Linked DNA regions of Homo sapiens: all the other regions are linked to region 4. The links are chromatin contacts, found by Hi-C or POLR2A ChIA-PET in ENCODE. All regions are on one chromosome and are shown on one strand. Each heading gives the region's core, a stretch centred on a gene start or an enhancer-like site at or near the end of the contact. The rest is flanking DNA. Distances are from core to core; before and after follow the strand shown.

Region 1 (5,278 bases), core at 164-2,663, 730 kb before region 4:
TGGGTGACAGAGGGAGACTCCGTCTCAAAAAAAAAAAAAAAAAAAAGCATGTGATCATCCACATTTTATCTCAGGCTCCTTAAAAAGAGGAAAAGGAACTTATGTCTACTAAAAATTATTGTGTGTGAATGTCCTACAAGAGTTCTAGGAGTTACTCTACTATCAAGATGTTTAGGAATTTGTCCATATTGAACAACATTCCTTCCTTAAAATGTCTGGCTATCATTCCATATCATTGTTGATTTCAGATTATTTAAACTCCATCAAAAACACGTCAGCTACCACTTGCAGCCTCAAGACTATACAGTTGTCCCTCAGTATCTATGTGGAATTGTACCAAAATCTGCACATGCTCTGTCCCTTGCACAGAATAACCTAGTATTTGCATATAACTTACACACATTCTCTCATATACTTTAAGTTATCTCTAGATCACTTATAATACTTAATACAATGCCTACACATCACCACATTCACGTGAATTCAACACAATGCTCGGCGGGTGGCAAATTCAACTTTTGCTTTTGGCAATTTTGTGGGTCTTTTTTTCCCCAACATTTTCAACCCGAGGTTGATTAAATCCATGGATGTGGAACCCAGGAATGTGGAGGACCAACTGCATACACAGATGTTACACCATTTTTAGAGAAAAGCTTGTACATTTTCAAAAAGTATTTGTGGTTAGTTTATTAACATTATTTAAATAATAACACAACCAGAGTTGATTTGCTGCCACTACCTTGGAAATATTTAAACATTATTAAAACTAAGCTACACATTCTAGTTTTATCTCTAAAATTAATGCTTTTAGGCTCAATTTATGCCTGTCAACAAGTAATGATCATAGATGTGAGCTGGCTCATAATCCAGAGGTACTAGGTTACAATGTGTTACCATGGAAACTGTGTTTTATTGCATTCTCTCTTCTTGATTTAAGGCATTTGACAATCATAGCAACTGTTTGCCAGTCTTCTCACATCATAAAAAATTCAAAACCACAAACAACCAATAGAAAAAAAAAAAGAAAAAAAGAAGGAATATCCTCTACTGTTCTCAGACCCCTCTAGAAACATAAAAAGGAAATGACAGCCTTATATTTAACACGAACCTTTTGTGAATAGTTTATCTCTTAGAAAGTCTAAATGTGTTGGAAAATTCAATCAGTGGTTAGTCATCGAATGGACCTGTCTGCCTATGGTTCATTTTGTTTATTGCATCATATATCTTTTATGATCACTGGGACTTTAGCCTGAAACAGCATTTTCTTTAACAAGGACCGTGTTTCCTTTAACGTTGTTTATTGCATCTGAAACATTACTCTTTGAAATCATGGTACATTTTCCATCGAGCAAAGGTCTGCAACCGAATCTTGCATGAATGTGTTTATTCAGGAGCTAGAGCAGAGGGGGAAAAAAAAAACCACCTTATCCAGTTCATGTAACATTAATCACTTTGCCAGTGTTCAGCTGAGGTCATTGCCACATTCCTAGCAGTATTAAGGCAAGTCAAGATTAATCACATACATTAAACCTTGGAAGGGGAGCACGTGAAAGGGATCTCAAATTAGACATGTCTTAAAAGACAGAGAAGGGACTGTAGCTAAATGGGTTTACCTTGCTGCAGTCTGTCTTGGATATAACTTGCTCGCTTTTACCACATGTAGTCATACAACTGCTATGAATCTGTAGGCCTTTTTCCTATTTCTGAAAGCTTATAAGTCAAATTTAAGGTCTTTCTGAGCATTCAAAATAAAGACTCATTCACCAAACATCTTTTAGTACATACTAAACACCAGGCACCTGCTAGGAGCTGTCCATGCCAAGATGAATGAGACATAGCCCTCCCTCTCTCTGCCTCCTCCAATAAGTGCATAACCCAACCAGGAGCACTAATACCACTAATACCATGTGCACTGGGAACATGATTTGGTGTGAGTACAGAAGGGAGAATGGCTGATTGTGATGGGAAATCAGAAAACACCGAAGTTAACTTCAGACAGGGAGAAAGATGAGAAAAGCAATCTAGACATAGGAAACAACATAAAGCCTTAGTGAGTGTTCATAGACTGATGAGTAATCTGTTGGGGCTGGGGCAGAAAGCAAGACTGTGTAGGAGAGTTGGAAGGCGTGGTAGAAGATGAGATTGTACAGTATCTTGGAGCCAGATTGCAAAAGTCTTTGAACATGTACTTTATTCTAAAAGGAATGAGAAAACTGTGAAGAATTTGAAGCAGAAAAGTTAGAATAATCAGATTGTATTGGAAAATGATTATTTGGGGCAAAGGCAGGTTGGATGGCAGATTAGTTGGTAAGAAACTAGAATCACTGTCTCCAAAGTGGAAGAGAGTACAAGTCATCCAGAAAAGCCGTGATAACAGCTTAAACCCATAGAGTGGAGAGAAACACTGTGGAGCCAGATATGACAGAACTAGTCAATAGAGTTCCGGAAGGGAGCCAGAGGGTGGACGGTGGAGCAAAAGGAATCTAAGAAGATGCCAAGGGATTTGGTTGTGTCAAATAAGCAGATGATAATGCCATGGACCAAGGCATGGAAGGTCATGGGAATGGTGATTTCTGTTAGGATGTTATGGCACTCATGAGTGACAACAGGGCTGGATACATTGATTTGGGGGTCATCAACTTATTCTTGATTGTTTAAGTCATAGAGGAAGATAAGACTATTACAGGCAAAAAAGTAGAAAAAGAAGGAGAGAGAGTCCAGGGAATATTTTATGGGAGAAAAACTATTTCCCATTTTTTTGTGATAGTTTTTACATTAAGAAAAACATTAGAGGCTTGAGGAATTTTTATGTTTTTTTTTTCTATTTACAAAGTAAACTTGAGACATAGAATAATAATTTCTTAAAGACAAAATTTGAGAATAAATATTAGATTGAAAATATTTTATATTGGTTGCTTATATATAATGCAATCTGTATTTAAGATGCTAGTGGGCTCATATTTATAGAGTAATGTTTCACATAAGAGGCTAACATTATTTTGAACCATTGCAGCTTTAAATGTTCATAATATGCATATTTAAATATGTGCTTATATTGTAGGTGACAGATTTATACACTTCCCATGTCAACCATCCTACACTTTCATTAAAGATTTGCTTATTTTTAAAAATACATTTTATGCTCCCATAAAAAGAGGAAATTAAATCGTAAAAATACACACAAAGTTAGTGTTTACAGTCTAACTACTACTGACGCAAGAACCATCTGAGTCAGTGTTGTCTTTCCCCAGTTGAGTGTGGAGAGAAGGCCCAGGTTAACAGCTTAGTCTCTGCTGATGGAGATTTGAATTGCAATGACTGAATTTTCACTTAAACCTAAATATAACAAATGTGAAGTACGAAAGTATGATCTTCTAATAGAGCAGAAGACTGAAATCATATTCATCCGTGCTTTGCCTCATCTTTGTTAATACTGAAAATTAAGAACTGTTAATCATCCAGTAGCAAGAAACCATTGGAAAAATAATAATTTTATGTTAAATTCAGAAGGAAGATTTATACTTTTCAATGAGTTTTCTGTGAACTCATACAATAATTCATTCATTCATAAGTACTCACCAAGCAGCCATAATGTGTCAGATGCTATGAGTGGATAGAAGTTGGTGACACAGGCTGGGCGTGGTGGCTCACGCCTGTAATCCCAGCACTTTGGGAGGCTGAGAAGGGCAGATCACGAGGTCAGGAGTTGGAGACCAGGCTGACCAACATGATGAAACCCCGTCTCTACTAAAAATACAAAAATTAGCCGGGCATGGTGGCGTGCGCCTATAATCCCAGCTACTTGGGAGGCTGAGGCAGGAGAATCGCTTGAACCCAGGAGGAGGAGGTTTCAGTGAGCTGAGATCGCGCCACTGCACTCCAACCTGGGTGACAGAGCAAGACTCTGTCTCAAAAACAAACAACAAACAAACAAACAAAAAAGAGAAGATGGTGACACAATCCTTGCACTCAAAGAGTGAATACTCTACTCTTTGGGAAAGGATAAGATAAATTCTTAGGTTGCCATTGTGATTGGCTGGACACACTGTGTTTTGCACAACTTCAGGGGGACCCATTTACATATAGATTACAATGTAGCCCCGAAGAGACTCTAACCCTGCCTTAAACCAATTGGCATACCCATCTCCCTGGCTACAGTGAAGAGCTCAGGGATGAATGTGTGACCCAATCAGAGCCAATGAGATGTGAAGAGATGTTTGCTGAGACTTTGGGAAAAAGAAGCTCCCTCACTCTTCCTGAGAGCTCCCAAAAGGAGCTCATGGTTAATGTGGTGTAAGGATGTGAAATCAGAAATTGCTTTGGGTGTTCTGCAACCAGAAGTCATGAGCTTGGAGTTGTTGAGGTCTGTCATGTGGAACCTGAAGAGAAAGGCAGAAACAAGGCAGGCAGAATGGAGGGAAGGAGCACTCAGCCCCTTAGCGACATCACTGGAACAGTAGGTCAAGTCTCCTCCAAAGTCAAAACTATTTTGGCTAGGCTCGGTGGCTCATGCCTGTAATCCCAGCACTTTGGGAGGCCAAGGCAGGCAATTGACGAGGTCAGGAGATTGAGACCATCCTGGCTAACACCGTGAAACCCCGTCTCCACTAAAAATGCAAAAAATTAGCCGGTTATGATGGCACGTGCCTGTAGTCCCAGCTACTGGGGATGCTGGAGGAGGAGAATCACTTAAACCTGGGAGGCAGAGGTTGCAGTGGGCCAAGATCGTGCCACTGCACTCCAGCCTGGGTGACAGAGCAAGACTCCATCTCAAAAAGAAAAACAACAACAACAACAACAACAACAAAAAACAAAATCAGAACTATTTCATGTGCATGAGCCCTTTTTTGCTTAAGCCAGACTGAGTGGAATTTCTTGTCAGAATTGTGAGAATGCTGACATAGTCACCAAATTAACACCTTCCCTGTATCTAATTTTTGAGCCCATTCAGGTATCTATTGGTCTACGTTCTTCCAGATGTACATTTCAGCTTAGGGTGAAATAGATTCAAGTGGAGTCAATGAGAGAATGGATAAGCTCATCTTTGAGAGCTTAACCTAAGCACAGAGGTAGAGCCAACTTTCTAATCCATCAATTCTCATTCAGCCTGATTCAGAGATGAAGACAAAGAAAATGGATATTAAAAAGAAGTATTTAACATTCAAAGCTAACCTCCCAAGCTGTCTTGACACTATCTTCCTAGAATTGGAGGCTTTTTGTTTTTAATGTCCTCAATAACACATAAGAAAGTGCTCAGCATTTGTGTGATCCTTAATAA
Region 2 (5,746 bases), core at 1,911-4,410, 580 kb before region 4:
TTAAAGAGGAGCCCAAAGAGGCCAAGCATCCTGATTCTCAATCAATGGAGGAGAGCAAGCTGAAAAATGATGATCGAAAGACTCCTGTGAACTGGAAGGACTCTCGGGGAACAAGAGTGGCTGTCTCCTCACCCATGAGTCAGCATCAGTCATACATACAGTACTTGCATGCTTATCCTTACCCACAGATGTACGACCCCAGCCATCCTGCATACCGGGCTGTTTCTCCCGTCCTAATGCACAGTTATCCTGGTACGTGTTGTCGGTTCTGACTATATTGGAGGAAAGAGGCGATGTTCAAATATTAGCTGTTAAAAACTCAAGATAAATTAGAAGCTTCAAGAGTGACATTTGTTTTCCTTGTTTTTATGCTGTTTAAAGTCCCAAAGATAAAACTGATTTAATATAAGTTTTTTTAATGAAATGTCAAGAATCCTCAGCCATAGTTTCCATAGTCTCTGATGGTCTGCTATAGCTGTTAGGCTGACAGATACTTTATTGCCTATAAAAATATTCTAAGCACTTACTGTCATAATCATTATAGTTACTATTCCTTTCACTTAAGCGGACACGTAAATGTATGAAATGGCTATAAGCTCAATTCTGTTTATAACCTCCCTTCATCAGGATGAATTAACTGGGAGAAGAAAATTGGAGAAGCTAGACACAGTTTAATGATGATGTAGCCCATTCTTAATGTAACCCCCTATTTTAAGATCTCTTTGACTCTTATCCCAAATTCATGTAACCCAAATGATTTTTTTTAAAGATATAGCCTGTAACTTGATGTGGCATTTGTTGTTTATCTGCAGGGGCATATCTCTCTCCAGGATTTCATTATCCTGTTTATGGGAAGATGTCAGGGAGAGAAGAGACAGAGAAAGTCAATACCAGCCCTAGCGTCAACACGAAAACAACCACTGAATCTAAAGCACTGGATTTGCTCCAGCAGCATGCTAACCAATACCGCAGCAAGTCTCCTGCTGTAAGCCTCCTTTTGTTGTTATTTAAAAGTACTGTGATTTGGGGAGAAAGGGGAACAAGCTAGAGAACAGTCTTGAAATATAAATGGTTTCGGAACCCAGCTGTGATTTCAGGATGCTGTTTTATCCTAATACGTAAAGAATGGAGCGTTCAAAAGTAAGACGCTTTCACACATGAGAGAAAATTGTTAAAGCACGTATGGCAGTAGCAAGCTTTTCTGTTGCAAAATCTAGTATACCTTGCTTACCCAGGAGGATGGTTGTTAGGTGGAAATTTAAATTCATAGGAACCAACTTTTGGTGCAAAATATGTTTGATAAGACATTGAGGAATTAGGTAACAGAGGAGTATATTTTATATAATTTTGGTAAGTAAGTAGTTCAGAGGCTACAAACTGTTGACTTTTTGGGCAAATCAAGCTTTTCAAAAAATGTTTTCTTGCAGGATACCTTTTAAAAATCAGACATTTTACATGCAAGTTCAGATCACCTCTTTCTCTTAAGACAATAGAAAATCTGGGCCGGGAGTGAGCCACTGCCTGTAATCCCAGCACTTTGGGAGGCCGAGGCGGGCAGATCACCTGAGGTCAGGAATTCGAGACCAGCCTGGCCAATATGGTGAAACTCCGTCTCTACTAAAAATACAAAAAGTAGCCTAGTGGTAGTGGGCACCTGTAATCCAAGTTACTCAGAAGGCTGAGGCAGGAGATTTGCTTGAGCCCGAGAGGCAGAGGTTGCAGTGAGCAGAGATTGTGCCACTGCACTCTAGCGTGGGCGACAGAGCAAGGCTCTGTCTCAAAAAAAAAAAAAAAAAAAAAAAAGACAATAGAAAATCTGGTTCAAAATGACATGGCAGTAACTGATGGGAACTAGTAGCCCCATCTAGGCAGATGTGCTGCTCCCCATCAATGTGCATGGATATAAATAGAAGCTCCCTAATCTGCATCACTTATCTTTGTTGTTAACTTGACTTCTGGAGAGATTTGAGGTTTCTGCTACTTGTATTGACCCTTCATATTCACATCATCAGTGTTCATGGTTGGGGGTTCATCACGAGCAAAGCTGAGTGCCCGTGACATGTAATAAGGCACAAATTTGAGCCTTGTACAGTGTGAGGCTCATTTGCAAGAGTAAGTCATGTGGCTTAGGAGTGAGAGCTGTGTCTGCTGTTTTCTGGCCTTGACTCTTTGTCATGTCCCTTTAACTCTGCTGAAGTAATACAATGTCTGTGAAAGATGGCTCTTCCCCAAAAAAGGTGACTGCTCTAGTCCTAGAGACTGTTGTGAAGAGAGACTAAACAAAAATAGGATGGTGCTTGGCTAGGAAAGAGTTTAAAGTAAATTAAAATAATAGTATCTGCAATGTGTGTGAGTCTACCAGAAACTCTATAGAGAAACCAGAAAAGGGGATTTCTGAATCTTTTTCTGAGTCCTCCTTCTTAGTACAAGGATTTCTTTTAAGTGAGAAGTATAACTTTAGTTAAAGGGTGGTTAGGCTGTAAAGGTAGAAAGTCATAGGAAATGAACCATCCTTACCCCAAACTATGGTTTGGGAGGATGGGGCCTTCTCTTTGAGAGTTCAAAAATTGAGAGATTCAAAATGTGGGTGTAGGACAGTGATTTCTTGTGCTTTATATTGGCATATAACTTTAGAGCATGTTTTTTCAGTAGAACAAAATGTATACAGACACGTTTAAAACTGTGAGATATGTTCTCTCCACAAAATACAAGTGTAATTAGAAAACTTGACCTTAAAGATATCTCCAAAACTACTTATTTTGTAAAAGTTGTTTATGGGAAGCAATTGGGTAAATTCTTAACCTGCAATTATGAATGAATATAGAGAGAAATCCTCTTATTTCCGTCATTTCAGGAAAACATTGGTGTCACTTGGTTTACTTTGGGTGGAGTAGTTCTTTTGTGTTGGCTTAATTCCAACTGAAACTAATGCATGTTTTTTGAAATTCTCTTTAGTTACTAAAGAATTGTATCTTTATATTTACTTTTTAATCATTAACACAATATTGTCGAAGGGACAAAGGTGGTTTAGTACTCTTAAAAGTTGATTTTCAGAGCATGAAGGGGGAAAATTTCTCTTTTCTGTTGCAGCCTGTGGAAAAGGCTACAGCTGAGCGGGAACGGGAGGCAGAAAGGGAAAGGGATCGCCACTCCCCCTTCGGCCAGCGGCACCTGCACACGCACCACCACACCCACGTTGGCATGGGTTACCCGCTAATCCCGGGTCAATATGACCCTTTTCAAGGTCAGCAGCTCTATCATTACTGTGTCTTTGTCCATTCTGCTTTGGAAAACAGTTGCTAAAATTGCATTTCACATCTTAAAAATATTGAGCTTTGAGTTCACATTAGCTCTCAGGAGGGTTTTTAACACTTATTTTCTAGTGACACAGCTAAGGCTATTCCCACATCTTTGTATTCTATTGAGACATGAAATGGCTACCACTTAATAATTGTCACCAGTTGATGTTATCGGCAGCTTACTGTTATCTCACAGACTGAGGGCGGTGGCCAGTGTCTGGGGCACTGAATATAACAATCAGAAGATCAGATATCTACTTCAGGAAAATTGTAGAAAAAGGGAGGGATGGTGGGAAGCTTTGGTGAAATTACTTGTTCTGATTTCTGCATGCCTTTTAAGTTGCTCTTTTCCCATGGAAATCATGGGAGTAATGTGATCAGGTTTAACACTTTTATAACCTCATTCGAGGGTTCTTCACAGCCCTTCACTGCTGCGACTTCACTAAATGGGAGAATTGAGAAAGAGAAACATGTTTTAAGCCATAGGATTGATATGAGGGAATCTTCACCTTGTAGTTCATTAGTTGAGCATGTATTATTTGTCCCATCTTTGTCATCTCATAGTAGGTGGGTGGTGGCACCATCTTTACAACTTGCTAGAATACCACAGATTGCATGGCTTTAAACAACAGGAATTTATTTTCTCACAGTTCTGGAGGCTGGAAGTTCAAGATCAGGGTGCCAGTACAGCCAGCGTCTGCTCAGGCCTCTCTTCCTGGCTTGTGTGCAGCTGCTGTCTTGCTGTGCGCTCATATGACCTCTTCTTTGTGCATGAGCTGGTGGGTGGGGAAGGGGCAGGGGGGAGCCCTCGTGTGCTTTCTTATAAGGACACTAATCATGCCCTATTAGGGTCCCACCCATATGACCTGATTTAACCTTAATTACCTCCTTATAAGCCCCATCTCCAAATCTAATCACATTGTGGATTAGAGCTTCAACATATTTTGAGGAGACATAATTTAGTCTATTGCACTTGCCAAGTTGCCTCTTATGCTACTGTGTGAATAGAAAGTAAGATAATATGTTTGAAGGTGTTTCCAAAACTGGGAAGTGATATACAAATGTGAAGGGGTCATTTTTATTTATTCAGGTCTTTTTAGTTGATGTCATCTAGTAGTGTTAAAAGAGAGCTTTCCTATTTCTTAAACAATTTGTATTGAGTGTAATAAGAACTTGGAAGAGAAAGAGGTTTTATTTCTAGTCTAACACATTATATCTATATATAAATAAAGTATATATGAGAAGAAAACAATTGTCTCTTTTAAGATAATATTATTGTTATTGTACTGTCTTAAGTTACCTCTGGGAAAAGAAAATATATCCAAATAAAAGACCTAGAAGGAGACAGTAATCTTCCCTAGGTTTGCATTTGTTTACTCTATTTTTCCCCAGGACTGTCTTCTATAGAATTTAAAAGAATTCTCTGTTAGGCAACATCATGCCATTTGGAGCTATTACAGTCTCTGACTGCTACCTTTGTCTTGCAGGGTGAAAGTTAAGAGCATTTCTAAGTTTGATTTACTGATTCTGTGTATCTTATGGGATGCATTGTGTTCAGTCACTGGGGAAAATGTTAAAGTGATAACAATTATTATGAAAGTATTGTATTCTAGGCAAATAGCATGCCGCTTCTGTAATTCACTGTGACTTTTGATTCCTGTTGTTACCTGGTATCTGTTATTTCTCCTGAGCTTCCTATTCAGGGAATGCATGCAAACCATTTAGCACCATGCAGAGCCGGAGAGATGGAATGCTGTATCTCCTTCGAATAGCTATTAAGAAAACTGCAGAGTATTCAAGAAAGGATAGATAGCAGATAGACCAAATGGTTTGTACTGTGTCCTTGCTGCATGAAACAGTTCATGTGTGTGTTTAGGAGAGGACACCATGCTGCTACTAGGTCTGCGGCCCTTCTCCACTGGGCCTGTATCTACTCTTATCCTTCTAAAGATCACAGACACTCTACATTTTTTCCCCATTAGGCTTGACCTCTGCTGCCCTTGTTGCCTCTCAGCAGGTGGCTGCCCAGGCATCTGCATCTGGAATGTTTCCTGGACAAAGAAGGTAAATATCCTCTACATTTTTAATTAGTTGTAGATAGAAATATCTTAATGGTTGGGAGGAAGCAAGTACAGGATTTTTAGACCAAAAACTTAACTCCTTGGGTTTTATATCATTGTAATGAATGTGTTTATTATGCCAATATAAGTTGCTTCACATGCAACTTAAATTCCATGAACCTCATTCTGTAAGGGTTACATAGATTAGTAATTAACTGATTAGTTTTTTAGACAGTTGAAATTTTCTTGGGTTATCCTTACGGCATTTCTAAAATAATTCACCATGACTCCCTTTGTTTTATTATGTTTAAAGATAAAGTCGCAAATGGAGACATTTATTTTCATAATGCTAAAGGTAATGTTTGTTCTTTGATATTTTAAATTATT
Region 3 (5,850 bases), core at 2,987-5,486, 850 kb before region 4:
TTGTTTCCAATTTAAAGGGAGGGGGAGGGGCTGGAGAGCCAAGCCAGGAGGTCAGTTGCAGAAGGGATGCAAAAATGTCGTTAAGGAGTTCCTGACAGGTGGTGATAGGGCTGTGGCAGTGCAGCCCGAGGCCTGGCAGGGAGTTTGTCCCTGTCAGGTTCTCAGTGTGCTCTCAGGGCTGCCTTCACACTCCTATTATGTTTATTTCTGTTGAACTTAAAGAGTGACCTTTTCAAAACTGCAGTGCATTGTTGACCCACATGCATTTTTGAGACCTAATTTTCCTGAATGCCTTCCTTGTTCCTGCATAAGAGAACTTTGTTAGAGAAAATGGGAAGAGGCTGAGGATAAAGAACACTGGAATGGAAATCTTTCAGGCATTGAATTCTGCCTGCTATTAATAATTTAGAAGTGTTTTTAATGCCCTGATATGGAAGGAAGGTTTTTTGACACCAAAGGCATCTAAATATTAATTTCAGAGGAATTGGTTGTTACAAGCAGTTAACATCCATTTTGTTAGTTGACCTCCCAAGGAAGGTTAATGCACTAAAATCTGGTCATTAAGTATAGTAACAAATGTTTTTTCAGGGAGGTTATTACTATCATAAACTCTAATCCATGGTTCACAGGCAGCAGCCTCTAGTGCAGTGCTCTGACTAATGAAGAATTAACTATTTCTGAGCAGTTAATAAAGATTTTTTTCCTCACCAATCAACATACTCTACATGATCCTTATAATTACTAAAAGCATTAAGCCCCTGGTATGAGTGCCCACATGTCAGACGGGAATTCTACTCTGAGTAAATGACAAATGGCAAACCTAATCCCATTTCACTTAATTTTTTCTAACATGTTCACTGAAATAAGAAATAATGGAATTCCTAAGTATTAGAAAAAGATGGTTCAGTCCAAAGCATTTGTTAAATGAGTATTGATGAGGTCTTTAGTCATATTTTATTGTGATGGAAGATTTTATACTCCAGTTCAGTTCTTGTTAGAATCAAGAAGTTAATTGGCTCCAAACAGGGGTTTTTACTTGCTTGTTTTGTTTTTCCTTTATTAAGAAGTGCACTCATCCACAACAACACAGGAGAGAAAGACTTGTGTGAGGAACACTAATATCTGCCTCATAACAATAAGAGGGAAAAGGTACAACCTAACCTTTCTAAAAAGCCTTGGGGCAGTGTTTTGCTTTTCAATGGAAAGGTCGTCCAGAATTAATTAAAGTCACTTTCCTGCTGAGGAGCAAGCATTTGACTTTACTTTGAAGGCTCAAAGAAAGTTGCTCATACTGATTTCTTAGAGACCCACATTTAAGACAGCATAGCCAAAGCAATTGGTCAGCCTTTAAAAAGTAACCTCCTTTTGGAGTCAAAAGTCTGAACAATTAATACACTGAAGACTTAGGTGCCTCTGAAGACACAGGCCAGAATTGGCAAGGCAAAACAAAAAGGGTAAGAACAGCTTACTTTTCCCTAAGAACTATTACCTCTCATTCAGGGAGGATCAGTCCTCACATTTACGTACACCATTTTCCTTCTTATTTTTAACTTAAGCTAAATCCTGTCGTTGGGACAGCTGCTCCCATTAAACAGAGAGGAGGAGGATAAAACCATACTTAGCAAAAATAAAAAGGATGTCATCTTATCGAAAAGAAAATGTATTTTGTAAAGGTTTGCATTACATAGGGAAAAAAAGGGGGTCAAATACACAGACAGTAACTCACCTTCTCAAAATATTCCTCTGCTGGAAGATTCTACACACTGTGCCTACCTAAATAAATAACCAGTAGGGTTGGCCACCTGCAGTGGCTCACGCCTGTAATCCCAGCACTTTGAGAGGCTAAGGCAGGCGGATCACTTGAGGTCACGAGTTCGAGACCAGCCTGGTCAACATGGCAAAACTCCGTCTCTACTAAAAACACAAAAATTAGCCAGGCGTGGTGGTTGCATGCCTATAATCCGAGCTACTCATGAGGCTGAGGCAGGAGAATTGCTTGAACCAGGGCGGCAAGGGGGAGGTTGCAGTGAGCTGAGATTGTGCCACTTTACTCCAGCCTGGGTGACAGAGCGAGAGTCCGTCTCAAATAAAATAAAATAAAAAACGAGCATGGTGGGGTGATCTATGCACATTATGATTTGTCTGAGAATCATTTGTTTGGCGCTTTGCTTGCTTGAAGATGACTCCATTAGTTTCCCACTTACGAGTGAAGGTTAGTGACTTAGTCTTCCTGAGCTTCAGTTTCCTCATCTATAAAATGATATTATAACATCTATTTTGTTGAATAGTTGTAAAAATTAGTGACAGCATAAACCTGGTATACCAAAAGGCTACAGACAAACTAGTATAAATTTGTTATTCACTATGTCCATTGCTTTGTGTATTTACCACATTTTATAAAAGCGACTAGAATCCTAGAATGCCCCACAAAAACCTTCTGGGCCTAAAATTGCAATCAAGTGGGTCATAATACATTAGCCTGACTTCTGAATACTAGAAGTTTGACAGAGCCCAGCTCATCCATCATGGACCCATCACTGGACACAAAACCTTCCCTGGTTGCCTCAGCCAGAAATAAACCTTCCAAACGTGGTGTTCTAATTTGCCTTGTACTTTTCCCATACAATTCTTCACACCCCGTCTTCGCTTAGAATTATTTGTAGACAGATCTTGGATCTGTATTCCCAGCACTTAGCACAGTGCCTCAAGCACCAGAACTAAAAAGGGGTTTGTGAATTTCACTGTCTTGTGGCAACTTTACAGCCTAACCCCACGTGGATGACTAAATGAATCAAAAAGTGAATGTATTTAGAGATTATCTGCTCTTTCTTTATTCTTCTGTGGTGAACCCTCTCTCCCACTTTTTTCTCCACTGGCTTCTAAACTGTGTCTCTTGAAGTTTGTCCGCCACCTCCCGCCCACATCATTTCCCCACAGTTGATCAGTTGACAGTAAAAAGACAGCAAGGAGGCTGATGTCTGGATGGCTGGATCATTTCTAAGCTGGGTATTTGCAGATCAGGGGTTTCCTGCACTTTGACAAGGATTTTTAAGCGAGTATGGTAAACAGAAAGTTGTAGATTGAGACTCTATAAAGGTGAATCAAAGTGTCTTTTGAAATCACTGGTTTCCCCATATCCCTATTGCCATATCCCTCATTATTCAGAGAAATTACAGAAAAGAGAGGTTAGCCTTCCAGGGTTACTAGTGATTTGCTGTGTTGACCTTTGACATGCTCTTTAATCTCTTAGGACTTTAGTATTTTCATCAATAATAATAACAACCTGTTCTAATTACATCACAGCCTTGCTAGGCAAATCATATGAGAGTAGTATATAAAAGATATACTACTATATTACTAGAACTAGATATTAAAAAAGGACTAGGTTAGCTTGTGTAAATAGCTTTTTAAATAATGAATGCTATGTGAATCAATATATTAATAATGAGAAAAATTAGATTTGCTTGAAAACAAAATGCTATTAAAAACAGGAAGAAGCCATGGGAAAAAAGTTTAATTTGTCATTATAACAGGTAAAGAATATTGCTATAGTCACCTTCATAATGCTCTGAGCTTCCTACCCTTACAGTGAACATTCAATACATTTGGAATAAAGAACACGTTTGAGATACACTATCAAATCAAAATGGTTTTCCTGGTTTGATCAGTGGTGGAAATCGAGGCTATTAATTTAATATCCACTCCTTCTCACCATGCACACTGGGTCATTATTTAACTGTGAGCAAATGGTCTAGGTGACTCTTAGCAAATCCTGAAAATATGTAATTTCCATTCCCACTACCAATTCCGATCAAGGCCATTCTGAAGTGCAGCAAATGAGTTTAAGTACAGGGTTGACACTGCACCGAGTACTGGCACTTTCTTGCTCCAGAGGAAGACAAATGTAAATGCTTGAAAAAACACAGTTGAGAGAATAATTGAAAATGCGTTCAATGTCTTCATCCTCTGAGAATATGTGTGTGCATGTGTGTATTTGTAGTTGCTCTTTCATAAAATGTGTATGTGTCTGTTTTGATTCTGAAGCTTCCCTCTGGTGTGGGTAGGTTTCACAGAGGGGTTCTGGCTTGTAAAGGTTAACCATGCAGAAATCAAGGCTTTGTGCATTTTTGCAAAGGTCACACTCATCAGCAGTTCCGGAAAGACTGCTGGGCAGGGCCATGGTAACCACCCCATGAGTGAACCATGGCTCTGGGTTTCATTTCCTTTAAGAACACCGCTACAGCCCCTGGTTGTGTCACCAAGAGATAAAGAGGCTGCTCAGTCACTTGAAATTCAATTTGTACATTACTCCAACCTAGCCCACCTCTTTCCTTCATGGTGTTTGGCAGCTGCTTGCTGGCACTCTGCATTTCAAATGCCTGAGCTGCAGGAAGCTGTTTAATAAGTGGGATAGGTTTTGATTAATGTAACAAGCTAAAAATAGACCATGATGTAATGCATATCTCAGCAGGAATCACAGAGCAAATTGGACGGTTTCAAAGGACCATGCTGCAGCAGAGAGTTTCTCTAAAGAAATATATTTATGTTTTTATAGCACCTTGAAGGGTCAAATTGTAGAATGAGTACATTTTGGACATGGAAGCTTGTCCTGTGGGTCTTTGAATAGCAATTATAGGTGACCACACAAGAAGCTCCAGAGAAAACTGGATATTTGACACTGACTCAGGTACACTAAGGGTCATCTATACTTCACCAAACACCCTGGTATTATTATTTTTAAAAACAGCAAAAGCGAATAGAAATGGTAGCAGTAAAATTCTGGCAGTATCTGTAAACTCAGTTATTTAAGTATTGCATTTAGTTTCGTCTAATGATCTAAAAGCCTCATGTAGTCCTATGTTTAAAGGCATTGATTTAAATTTCTCATTTCTTAGTGGATAAAATAATTAGAATTCATGTTGCTTGGTTTAAGAAAGACCAATGAAAAGAAAAGCAATAGACTTGTACGGCAAGATTCCCTTATATTTACTGAGAAATGGCACAATATGTAAATGAAATGTGGGATCACTTTTCTTAAGGGAGCAATAATTAAAGATTAAAAACAAAGTCTGGAATGTACTAAAAAGAAATGAAGGAAATAAATTCATTGTTTGTAATTGTTGTTTACTAAATCTATACATTGTAAGTTGCTAAAAATCACTTTGGATATTTAGTCAAAGTATGTGTGTCTGTGTATGTGTGTTGATGTGGTGTGGTGGGGGTAAGGGATGGGGGAAAATCTTCCCTTGCTATAAATGCAAATGAGTGTGTGGAAAAAATTATGTTTTTGTATTTTTCTCTACAAGTAATTTCACCTTCCCACTATGAGAATCTGTGTACTTTATAAATGGTCCCACACTCTGGTTACTGTAAAGATGTTGACTTGTTACCTTGCCAGTGAGGGAGAGCCAAAATTAACATTCTTAGGCTGTATGAGTAATATTTTTCCTAGAGAACTTGCCTATCTACTCAAAGTACTCATCTCATGGGATAGTCAATTAATACAACCAAGGTATAGATTCCATGAAAGTAAGTTAATGCCAAAAAGAGCAAAATTTGCCCAGCCAATGACCACAGTCCTAACCAAGCCATTCATTTTAAGAGTATCAACAATCAAATAAAATCCATCATCATTATTCCACGACAAACAACACAAATTGATTAAACTGTACTGTAGTGGGTTGAAAGGTGCCCTCCAAAAGTTATGTCCCTGGAGGGGATGGGGAAATGGGAAGCAGCTTTTCAGTGGGCATAAAGTTTCAGTTGTACAAAATGAATGAATTCTAGAGATCTGTTGCACATTATGCCCATAGTTAACAATATATTGTGCACTTAAAACTCTGTTAAGAG
Region 4 (5,719 bases), core at 1,921-4,420:
CATAAATCAGGCTTGGCTATAACATCAGTATATGCTTAGGATCTCATCATGTTGCATGCCATAGAATATTTGTGTGTACGTGTGTCATTCATGTCTGAAAATATTTTTGGGAGGCAGCAGTCTAGTTGTTGGCCTGCTAATCTGAGAAAAAACACCTGGCAATTAAATGGAAACAATTGTAGGGTTAATTGATAGGGGAAGACTGATAGGATTCTGGCTGTGCTTGGGATCATGATGTGACCTCTGAGATATCATGGATTGGAAACTGGAAAATATTTTACATCTTGCACTTGAAAAAATATTTGAAGTGGCACCACATGGCAGAGTTAATCAGTGTCAAAATGTATTGCTTCAAGTCTTTGGAAAACATTAAGTAAGAGGTAAGTGGAATAAAAATGTTTTCCTGTTTGTTATGGACTAAACTGTGTTTCCTCAAAATCAATATGTTGAATCCCCAACCCCCAATGTGACTGTATTTGGGGATGTGGCCTTTAAGGAGGTAATCAAGATTAAATGAGGTTAAAAAAAAATGGTAGAACCTTAATCCAATGTGACTGGTGTCCTTATAAGAGAAAGAAACACAAGAGAACTTTCTCTCTCTTTCTCTCTCTCTGCAGGAGCACAAAGGAAAGGCCATGCGAGGACACAGGGAGAAGACAGGCCCCTACCAGTCAGGAAGGGAGCCCTCACCAGAAACTGAGCTGGCCAGCACAATGGTCTTGGACTTGTAGCTCCAGAACTGTGAGGAAATAAATTTCTGTTGTTGAAGCCACCCAGTCTGTGATTTTTTTTATGGCAGTACTAGCAGATTGATATACCTTCCATCTAGTTGCCTGAAAATAGGGTCTAAGGTACCATGCGTAAATAAAACATATCTGTGGTACCTGTGGTGCCAAAGCAGACATTTTGTATTTTTGTGGATTATCTGGGGACAGACACAGCTCTTACAGCTGAATAGAAATTCTCCCGATAGTGTCTGAAGTGGTTGTAAAAGTTGTCAGAGTGAGGGGAGTGGACAGCCGTTATTTTTGTTTGCCTACATTTATTTCTCCTTCCCCTCTAACATCACAATGGCTTTCCTAGAATAAGTGAATCCTCCCTCACTCTTCTCATGCTTAGTCCACATGATTTGGGTATGGCTGACTCCACCCCATGGCTCTAAGTAGGGCAGGTGACTCAGACCTGGAAGGAGGAGTACAGTAGCCCCTGACAGAATGATTACTCAGGAGAGAACGTGTGACCATCACAGCCATTTAACATCCACTTTTTCTGGAACTGCTGGGAAAGAAACATGAAATTTCTGTTGGATTTACTAATGTGAGAGCCTGTTAGTATGGAGCTGCTTGGGACCATTTCTCAAGGAATTATGTCAAAACAGAGGAAGCCCAAGTCAAGAAGAGACTAGTGTATTTCTGAAAGCACTCTTACAGGAGCAACATCCAGTGATTCTTGGGCCTAGACTTGGACTTTTCCGTTACTATCGCTGATACATTAGCCCATTTTTGCATAAGCCTGCTTGAGTTGAATTTTAGGCTCTTACAGAAGGAAGAGACATTTTGGTTATCACTATGGCTGACGCTTAAAAGAGAGATTTAAAATTTCAACTCAAATGCCCTCTCCCTTCTCACAATTTATCCAAACTTCTATTAAGCTTCTATTAAGGCTGAGTTCAAGTTATACATTCTCTGTGGGTAGCCTCCTCCTCTGGACTGTCATGTGAACCGCACAGCAAGAGAAGCAATGTAGAGGCACTGGGTTTCACAACACATGCAGTCAATTACCTGGATGGGGGCTAGGGGTCGCCAGGAGTTTAAGGACTACTTTTTAGAAATTTATTTGTTTGTCATTTACTAATTGTAGTGAGTTGAACAATGTTCCCCCCCAAATCTGTGTCAAACCAGAATCTCAGAATGTTATTTGGAAATAAGATCTTTGCAGATGTAGTTATTTAAAAATCTCAAGACGAAATTATCCCAGATATAAGGTGGGCACAAAGTTCAATGACAGGTATCCTTATAAAAGAGGAAAGGACACAGAGACCCAAGAAGAAGGCCATGTGGAAAGAGGGGCAGAGTTTGCAGTTATGTTGCCACAAGCCAAAGAACACCAGGAGCCACCACAAATTGGGAGAGGTAAGGAAGAATTCTCCCCTAAAGTCTTTGGAGGGAGCATAGTCCTGCTGACGTCTTGATTTCAGACTTCTGGCTCCCAGTGTTATGAGAAAATAATTTCTCGTTTTTAGACACCAAATTTTTTTATTATTTGTTATGGCATCCATATGAAATGAATACACCAGTGAAGCTATAAAGTATGAGAAAGTGGGGAGAAAGCTGAAAACTCTAAGAAATGACTTTGCTGGAGAAGGGGAAGTTCATGTCAAAGTTCATTAGCATTGAGATAAAAAAGATCAGTGCTATTCCCCATACACTGTACATTCTCCCTTGTGCCTTTATCCTAATTAATCAGATGCTGACCAGGCTTTGTATATTATCTGATGGCCATTCTCAGGAAAAGCAAGGATTTGCTGAGCTTTTGCACTTTTCTGAGATGGGGAAGGCACTGAGAAAAAGGGCGCATGACGATTTTACTACAGAAATTCTGCAGTGTGATTTGGCATCATGACAATTTGGCCATCTGCTTTGTGGAGGGAGTCCAGCACCATCAACGAGACAGTGTAATTTCTGTCACTTCTTAGAGAAGCATCCTTGTAACACAACAGTCCTTTGGTGGGTTCATTGTGTGGCAGTGTAAATTTTCATGACTAGGGTCCTCGTCCATCCTGGTTTGCCTCAGACAGCCCCAATTTATGCCTGTTGTCCTGGCTGAATTAATTACAGCCCTCCCTTTTTCACTTTGAAAAGTGTCCCTGTTTGGATGATAAATTATATAGCCACCTTAGCTATGACACAATCTCTCATTAAAAAAAAAAAAAAAAAGCTGTAAAGCTTTGCAAATTGATTTACTTTCATTTTCTTGCCAACCCCACAAGATTACTTACAATGTTTTGGAAATAGTAATTACATTTTTTTTTAAAGAGAGTTTTGCCTGGGAGTTAGAAAAGGGAAGTTCAAAAAGGGAAGTCTATGCTGTCTGTTTCCTAAAGACTGTTTCGCTCCTCCACAGCAGGTGCCCCCACCAGTGCCTCCCTACCCGCTCCCAGCTTTGGTGGCAGAGCAATGCCTCTATCCAGTGAAAGGAATTTGGCTGCTTCAGCAAGGTGACAACTGCACACATCCATATCTGCAAGGCAGGTGTAAGCTGGCATTTTGCCCAAGTCTAGCCAGACAGCTTCATAAATCCTGCCCTTACCACAGCCCGAATTACTTTTCATGACACAAAGCCAAGCTGTGTTATTCACCTAATGCCCCGATTTACAGTTCCCAAGACAAAAGAACATACAGATAGAGTTTCAGGGCTCTGTTTGCCTTCACGTTTATCTAAAGGTCAGTTTCAGGTCACGCTCAAGAAACCTGACAAATGGTGGTGAATAAACCTAAAAATAAATTAAATGCAAGTGGGAAACTTAAGCATTCCTTATTCTTGTGCCAAAAGAAAACTCAACCCAATTGACATTCTTTTAATATCTGAGATAAACAGCTGTTCTCTTATTCATGGCATCGTAGGGAATTATCATGCTCCCTTCAGCTCCTGCGCACATGTACATGTGTGTGCTTCCACATAAGGTACCCACATGTACACACATACACACGTCTCGGCGCAGTTCCCGTTTAGGTATTTGTTCTTGTGTCTTTAAGGACCTGAGTTCATGGAAGACTTGAGGGTCCTCAGAGTGAGAACTGCTCTTATCTGGAACAGTGCTGTGGTTGCCCAGGAGTACCACTCATGTCCTGCCAGGCTCAGGGGCACTAGGACGTCAAGCAGAAATCTCATCACTCTATGAACGAGAAAATCAGACCAACAAATGCCGGTCCTTGGAGAGAGATAATTGCTCATATGCCAGATTCATGAAGGTGAGAGTTGAGCAGTTAACCTGAAGAATGCTTCATGCAAATAGGCTTAGAACTGCGGAACAAGAAAGTGCTGGAGCCCCACCAACTGAAAATACCTCTGCAGAAACCTCAAGACCTCAACAGTCCATTGCCGAGTTGTTGGCCATGACAGGGCTTCTAGAGCAGCACTTAATTTACCCTTGGTAATTCTAAGGAAAATGATAGACAACAACAAAAAACCCACCTTCTGCCCTTCAGAAAACTGCAATAGACTTTGAGATCTACCCCACTATGCTGTGTTTTTCTATATGTAAACCTTCTCTATGATGTAGATTTTCCTTCCTCCCACTCCATCCCCAAACCCCCAGCCTCGCTTTTCTATTCACAAGATTGGGACAGAAATTTCACTAAGAGAAGTAAGACACTGCTGGAGAAGAAACACACTGAGCCCATCACATTTCACAGTGGGTTTGTAAATTCCAGCTGCCTCTGTTAGGGTTACAGAACAAGCCCAGAGTTGTTTCTAAAGACATAGTCAAGTAAAACTCATCACTGTCAAGCTTCTGAATGCAAGGAAGAAGTGTGGCAGATGAATGTGTTTCTGTGACTGGTTTGAAAACCTGCCATATGGTTTGTGGACAGTAGCATTTGGACAACTGAGGTATAAAGGAGTCTTATGGCACCATCAGCAGCCACATTTGCTCACTCTCACCCTCTCAGCTCTCACTTGTCCCACACGTACAGATGGGGCCCTACTGCAAGACTTTTTGGCTTTCCTCCTAACAGCTTCCATTGACTTACAAAGAGTGCAGGCTGGAAGCACTGGGATTTCATTCCCCCAGAGAGCAGCCAATGGCACATGGGAGTTGGTGGATATATACCCCAGTGGTGAGAACTCTGAGATATGTTTTACACTGGCTCTCAACAGTCCCCAGTGGGGTTATGCCCCCATTGCCCACCATGATAACTGGCTCAGTAGGGCACCGTTTAGCGGCTTCTTTACCTTCCCTCTCTCATTTCCTCATCCCACTACTGGTGCTACTTGGATCCCCTCACAAATAAAGCACTTGTATTAAAATCCTTATCTGGAGTCAGATCCTGGGGGATCCCAGCCTAAGAAAGCACACTATGAGGATATCTGTGAAAAGGCAGGTGGAACTACATAGATTATGTGACTTGTGTCTGAAGAGTGAGCCCCATAGGGCATTTGGAAATGGCACAGAGGATGTGCCCTGGAGTATCCACATGTATTGATGGAGGTTATAGAATGTGAACTTCCAGATGCAAATGTACTAGTAAAAAGTGCATTATTTGTGTGCATGTGCAAGCCAGGGAGTGGGGATTGTGGGGAGAGACTAGGAGGTAAGGATGTCTCATCTTCCATTATTATTAGAATTATGACTGAGAAGACAAAGCATCACTTTGAGATTTGTCTGTGTGTTTGAAAAGGCGGATGAATGTTATTAATGTATTCCAGGAAGTACTGAACACCAACTTGAAGCTTTTATCCGCTTTTCTTTGCTCTAATTTCTAAAGCAAAAATGTCTTTCCTCCAAATACTCTATTAAAAGAACGTATGAAATTAATGAAACACATCATTACTTTTACAATGGCCAAATTGTAGATTTGTCACAGTACAGAGATGGAAACTCATTAAGCTATTGTGTTTCTGCTTCACATTTTATAGTGCATTAGAAGAAAAAGAATTTTCCAAACCTACCAAACCTTCTTCTTTTCTATTGTCTTTCCAAAACTTCTTTTATAGTTTG
Region 5 (5,278 bases), core at 212-2,711, 690 kb before region 4:
TATTAAACAAGGGAATAGTCACTCATTACATGTAATGGTTATAATTACCATTCGCCATCTCCTTAAAAAAGCAAGCAACAAAAATACCATTAAGAGAAAAAATAAAAGCCCCACCCAACCCAAACAAACCCACAAATAGTAACAATGGTGTATTTATTACAGGACCAGGCTGGGGAGCAAGCAAAAGGTTTTTCTTTGTTTAATACATGAAGTGGGGGTCCCTAAAATCCAAGTAGCTCGGAGATACCCTTCTCCCTCCCCCAGGCGTCCCCGTCCCTGGCCCCTTGGGAAAGCCGACAAATTGGAGATAAGTTGAGGAAAGGTTTATAAAGTGTTTCTTTAAAACATCTGCTTTGCTCTTGTGCTCATTACATTTCGCTCCTTCCGAACTTCGGAGATCCTAGATCTCCGAGAAATGTTTCACATTCATAACTTGTAGCTTCGCCCACTGCGGGGGGGCGGGGGGAGGAGGTTGGGGGAGTGTGTGCAGGGGGAGGGGAGAGACTTTCAGCTTTTTTTTTTTTAAAGACCAGATCAGTATTTTCTTGATACGCTTGTCACCATTTTTGTTCTCACGACAACCAATTGAGCCCTTGATCCTCACGTGATGTGAAAGGCTTGCACTGTAACAAAATCGCTCCTTTTAGATGGTTGGTTGTTACTAACTCGCCCATCCCCCTCTCCCAGCCCCGACATTTCCAGCAAAGCGACTCTCCACTTCCAATCCATCAACAATTCATTACTGCTTTTAGCTTCCAAACGCCAGCTAATTAAAAATACTAAGCCAAGCTCCGGGGCCATCTGACTAAACACAGGAGGGGCTGGGCGAAGGGAGAGGAGAGAAAAAATAAATAAAAGGGAGACACACCGTTTGCTGCGAGTATAAGAGGGAAAAACTCCCGAAAAGGGTCGCCTTAAAAAAAAAAAAAAAGAAAACAAAAACCTTATTTTGACTCTAATTATCGAATTACCACATGACTGGCTGACCTGAGCGACAGAGGATTCCACTCCCCTCGGGAGCTATACTAGGAACTCAGTTCCTTTTTCTTAAAACAACATAAGACAGGAAAACATCACATCCTTTAGGTTTCGAAGACTGAGCCCATTTTAAACGCCGTTATTTTCCCCACCCCACCGCCCCAAGCCCCCCGCCCCCCGCCCCGAGCGAATGCTGTTATAACTGGTTTATCAGCTCACTGAATCATCTGCTGTCTCCTCCTCCACACCTTTCTTTTTCTCCTCTTGCCCAGTTTCTCATCCCACCCTTTCTTCTCCTCCTCCTCCCTCTACTCCCCCCCTCCTTTTCTCTTAAGTTAGTTCAAGAAATCAAATCTGTCAGGACGGGCGGAAAAATGCCACTTCCCGACTAACAGGCGGAATCCAGCCCAGATTTTCAGTCCTTTCTTCTTATTCTTTCTTCCCTTTCACTAATTTATCCCGATGTTAGCACATTCTGTCTCGTTACTAGCGGACGCCTGTAGGTTTGCTACATGGGATCATTACTGATCACGGTGACTCTGAAGTCTGGAACTGAAGGCGGAATGAGAAGTTGGGAAAACTTTTTTCTCTAAACTCTCTGTTTTTTAAAAAACTATTATTCTCGATGCTTGTTAAGAGGAAAAAAAAACCTTTGGTGCTTCTGTTGTGAATGTGAAACATTATTTTCCAGCTGTACAGTGACACATTTTTTTTAAGGAGAAAAGGACTGATTCGTTTGCCAAAAGGGGGGTGGGGAGGTGGAATAATGTTATCGAGTGATTATTCTGGCTGAGATGTGTTATTTGGTTTCTTCCTTCTTGATCATTTGGTGTTTAAGTAAAATGAGGCACAGGCTTGTTTGCCGAGTGGAGTGGGAAAGGCATTTTGATTTGCTGGCCTAATTAAAAAATGATAAAGGATTAAAAGGTAAGCAATGTCTGTGTGTGTGTATGTGTGTGTGTATGTATATTTATTTATTTTTTTCTTGACAATCAACTGTTAAAAAGGGGCTGATCCCTTTAAAAACCGTTTTAACTGCTCTTTGTCAAACACACTCATTTGCGGTCATTGAGGCCACCTTGGCGCAGATCACTTAAAGTGTATGTCTTAATCAGTTTTCTGTACAGTCAGTAGCACCGTATTTAAGAGAGTGAGCAATTCTCTGACCTAGGAATATGGTAGAATTGTTTAAATGTATTTTTTTCTCAAAAGGCAGGTATTTAACTTTTTATATAACACTGTCTTTTCTAGAGAGAAATGCTCTTAAAAGACATGCATATTTCAAAAAAGAAATTGTAGAAGCTGTTTGGGAAAAGAGGATAGGAGGGAGGTATGTGTGTGTGTTGGGGGCAGTTATTGGTTGTTTTTTCTGTTCCTTACTAGGAACAAAAAACAGATTGCCCAGACAATTTGTAAAAAGAAGTACTGAAACCTAAATTAGAAATAAGGAAAATTTAGCAACATTCTATTCTGAAAACTAGCCTCAGAACTTCCAGGGTCTGGTCTTCTAAATTGCAAGATCTAGGACATGTTTAGGGATGTTTAAAGCTGTGTTCTTCCTTCTTGTCTGAGTGTTCAGGCTGTGTTTCTGGGGTTGAGATATCACATGTGCCAGACTGAAATCCTAAACTTTAAAAAAGAACACAAAAACCTTTCTGGACTTGAATCAGATCCTTAAGATAATTTAATGCTTTTAAAAAGGTGATTATCCTTGTGTTGTTGATAAAGGGATTTTCTTTTTAGCTACCGTAAGATGCTTACTGTCATAGGTTTATTTTTCGGGTTTGGTTATTTTCCTTTAAACCTGATATTGGACTGTGAGGACAATACATGAGCCACCTTACTCTCCATCCTTCCCTGTCCCCTTTACTGATTCCCCAATACTAATCGTTTTTTATTCTGGTAACACCCAGACAAGAAATATTCGACTTTTCCCCCCCCCTTCACAGGAAAAGGTGGACCTGGACTGAGGGTGTAAAATCCCTGGACACATTCGTGGGGCAGGAAAAAGAAGAGGAAGATTAGAAGATTTTTTTTTTCTTTGAGAGAAAGCCCAGCGGAGATAAACGAATGTCCCCTCATCTCCAAAGAAAAGTTCATCGGATTTTTATTCTAGAGAGCTCATCTTCAGGATGTCAGTGAACATTTCTACTGCAGGAAAAGGTGTGGATCCAAATACAGTTGATACTTATGACAGTGGCGATGATTGGGAAATCGGGGTTGGAAATTTAATAATTGATTTGGACGCTGATTTGGAGAAGGACAGACAGAAATTTGAGATGAATAATTCCACCACCACCACTAGTAGCAGCAACTCCAAGGATTGTGGAGGTCCGGCCTCCAGTGGGGCTGGTGCTACCGCAGCCTTAGCTGATGGCCTAAAATTTGCTTCTGTTCAGGCCTCTGCTCCCCAGGGGAATTCACACAAAGAGACCAGCAAATCAAAAGTGAAAAGGAGTAAAACTTCTAAGGATGCTAATAAATCTCTGCCTTCTGCTGCCTTGTATGGGATTCCCGAGATCAGCAGCACTGGCAAGAGGCAGGAAGTCCAAGGGCGCCCTGGAGAGGCAACTGGCATGAATTCAGCGCTGGGTCAAAGTGTGAGCAGCGGCGGCAGCGGCAACCCAAACAGCAATAGTACCAGCACCAGCACCTCTGCCGCCACCGCGGGGGCAGGCTCCTGTGGGAAAAGCAAAGAGGAGAAGCCAGGTAAAAGCCAGAGCAGCCGAGGCGCCAAGCGGGATAAGGATGCGGGGAAATCCAGGAAGGACAAGCACGACCTGCTTCAGGGCCACCAGAATGGCAGTGGCAGCCAGGCCCCTTCCGGGGGGCACCTCTATGGCTTTGGGGCCAAGAGCAATGGAGGTGGCGCGAGCCCCTTCCACTGCGGGGGCACTGGGAGTGGCAGCGTCGCCGCTGCAGGGGAAGTTAGCAAAAGTGCCCCGGATTCAGGGCTCATGGGAAACTCTATGTTGGTAAAGAAGGAAGAGGAGGAGGAGGAGAGCCACAGGCGAATCAAGAAACTGAAAACTGAGAAGGTAGGATAAAGTCGCCTTCCTAGATGTCCTACTCTCCTCTGTGTGCATTTGTGTGGGTGTGTGGGGGTGTGCCTCTGTGTGCCTTACACTTTATGCTTTCTGGTTCTTTGTGAGATTTCTATGATATGCATCCTTTATATTAAAATTTGATATGGGGGAGCCTACTTGGGTGCAGTGTTTGGCTCTTGCTTCTGCTGTCCTTGCTGCTGCTGCTGCTGCTGCTGCTGCTTGTGATGCTAGTGTTTGGGTTCCCAGGTGGGAGGGCCTGAGTGTTCTAAGTACCTTTTGCCCTGTAGATCGGTTCCTCACTAGTCAGCAGGTTGCCGTGTGCTTTTAATAGAAAACCTGCTCATGCACCCTCTTGACTCTTGTCCTGCTTTCTTCCTTAAGGGGAACAGTTTTCTATTTTAATTTATTCATCCTAGTATTGCGGGTAATGTGTCCTTAGGTGCAAGGTTCAAGTTCCCTCCCTGGAGAGGAATGTCGAGGATTCGAATTTACATTCTACAGACCTCATCCCTTTTATTTTTTCTTACTGTCTCCAAAATAGTACTGTGAAAGGATATCCTTGAATGAGTTCTTGTTATTGGTCCTGAATGAAACCCCAAGCTTGATGTGTTGGGTCATTGGTTTCATAACTGCAGAAAAACTCGATGGTTTTGGTGGCTGTTAGCACTCTACCCCTGTTCCCTCACCCAGTTCTTAGCTAGAGATTTAAGAGTGTTATCACTTGGATACCTGACTGGGGAGCTGGACGGCTGCTAAGAAGAATAAAACAGACTTGCTGGACTGATACTCGTGAAATGTGAAAATGTAGCCAAAGGGGATGTAGACGGTTGAGTGAATTGGAATATAGAATTATGTGCTGCATTTAAACGGTGTGGATGGTTGATTTAGACCATTTGGACCCTTCTCCCCTTCTTTGTACAAGTCTATAGTTAGACACTGCCTTGGAAGAACTGCCTGCCCCGACACCCACACCATGTTTTGCTGCTTAGTCATAGACCACATTGACTAATGTTTGGGAACAGAAGGTGTTCTGTCCACTAGGCAGGTTGGGAAGGAGTTAGGGGTGTGTGTGTGATATTTCTATGAAATTAATCTTCATATTAATTCTACAGGTTGTGCCTTGCAGAAGCAAGCTTTCTGTCATGTGGGTTGTGGCATGGTTGTTGGGGAACATCCTTATTAAATAATTTTGATTTTTTTTTGCTATAGTTGGCGATTGGGATTGTAAGTGGTGATAATATGTCTTTGGAGAA

Evidence for each region. A loop is a pair of places that touch in the nucleus more often than their neighbours do. ChIA-PET counts read pairs that join two places held with the same protein, here RNA polymerase II (POLR2A). Pooled maps may share reads with other maps.
Region 1: a map with no recorded cell type shows a loop between it and region 4 (2.4-fold over the local background). The contact joins two enhancer-like sites. A Hi-C loop is called at or near these places in 2 of 37 single-sample maps with no recorded cell type and 2 of 50 pooled maps.
Region 2: a map of GM12878 shows a loop between it and region 4 (2.7-fold over the local background). The contact joins two enhancer-like sites. A Hi-C loop is called at or near these places in 4 of 168 maps with a recorded cell type or tissue (B cell, Calu3, GM12878 and 1 more), 27 of 37 single-sample maps with no recorded cell type and 10 of 50 pooled maps. POLR2A ChIA-PET finds 5 or more read pairs at or near these places in 2 of 52 experiments (OCI-LY7 and PC-9).
Region 3: a map of B cell shows a loop between it and region 4 (2.8-fold over the local background). The contact joins two enhancer-like sites. A Hi-C loop is called at or near these places in 1 of 168 maps with a recorded cell type or tissue (B cell), 4 of 37 single-sample maps with no recorded cell type and 4 of 50 pooled maps. POLR2A ChIA-PET finds 5 or more read pairs at or near these places in 1 of 52 experiments (OCI-LY7).
Region 5: a loop to region 4 is called in a map of B cell, with 4 times the contacts of the local background. The contact joins the promoter of ZNF608 here to the enhancer-like site in region 4. A Hi-C loop is called at or near these places in 4 of 168 maps with a recorded cell type or tissue (B cell, Calu3, chondrocyte and 1 more), 18 of 37 single-sample maps with no recorded cell type and 9 of 50 pooled maps. POLR2A ChIA-PET finds 5 or more read pairs at or near these places in 2 of 52 experiments (WTC11 and activated B cell).

The regions. Positions count from the first base shown.
Region 1 is chr5:124,787,257-124,792,534 of GRCh38, reverse strand. No RefSeq gene overlaps it. Among named protein-coding and RNA genes, the nearest start is that of ZNF608, 43 kb to the right of the region's middle. Within about 2 kb of position 1,413, at least 3 of the 41 ENCODE cell types and tissues checked have a DNase peak (open chromatin) inside an H3K27ac peak, as active enhancers do.
Region 2 is chr5:124,638,750-124,644,495 of GRCh38, reverse strand. ZNF608 (zinc finger protein 608) reads left to right here. Exons shown (of 10, transcript NM_020747.3): 6 at 1-252; 7 at 813-985; 8 at 3,091-3,244; 9 at 5,282-5,363. Among named protein-coding and RNA genes, the nearest start is that of ZNF608, 110 kb to the left of the region's middle. Within about 2 kb of position 3,160, at least 4 of the 41 ENCODE cell types and tissues checked have a DNase peak (open chromatin) inside an H3K27ac peak, as active enhancers do.
Region 3 is chr5:124,900,822-124,906,671 of GRCh38, reverse strand. No RefSeq gene overlaps it. Among named protein-coding and RNA genes, the nearest start is that of ZNF608, 160 kb to the right of the region's middle. RefSeq lists an enhancer at 1-365. Within about 2 kb of position 4,236, at least 9 of the 41 ENCODE cell types and tissues checked have a DNase peak (open chromatin) inside an H3K27ac peak, as active enhancers do; they include B cell and OCI-LY7, where a contact is called at or near this core.
Region 4 is chr5:124,054,847-124,060,565 of GRCh38, reverse strand. It overlaps LINC01170 (long intergenic non-protein coding RNA 1170), which reads left to right. Exons shown (of 6, transcript NR_125774.1): 6 at 618-772. Among named protein-coding and RNA genes, the nearest start is that of LINC01170, 380 kb to the left of the region's middle. RefSeq lists an enhancer at 3,665-3,854. Within about 2 kb of position 3,170, at least 10 of the 41 ENCODE cell types and tissues checked have a DNase peak (open chromatin) inside an H3K27ac peak, as active enhancers do; they include B cell and OCI-LY7, where a contact is called at or near this core.
Region 5 is chr5:124,742,822-124,748,099 of GRCh38, reverse strand. ZNF608 (zinc finger protein 608) reads left to right here and starts at 1,461. Exons shown (of 10, transcript NM_020747.3): 1 at 1,461-1,905; 2 at 2,928-4,016. The coding sequence starts at 3,111. RefSeq lists enhancers at 1-221, 349-528, 222-1,220, 3,260-3,329, 3,169-3,862 and 4 more.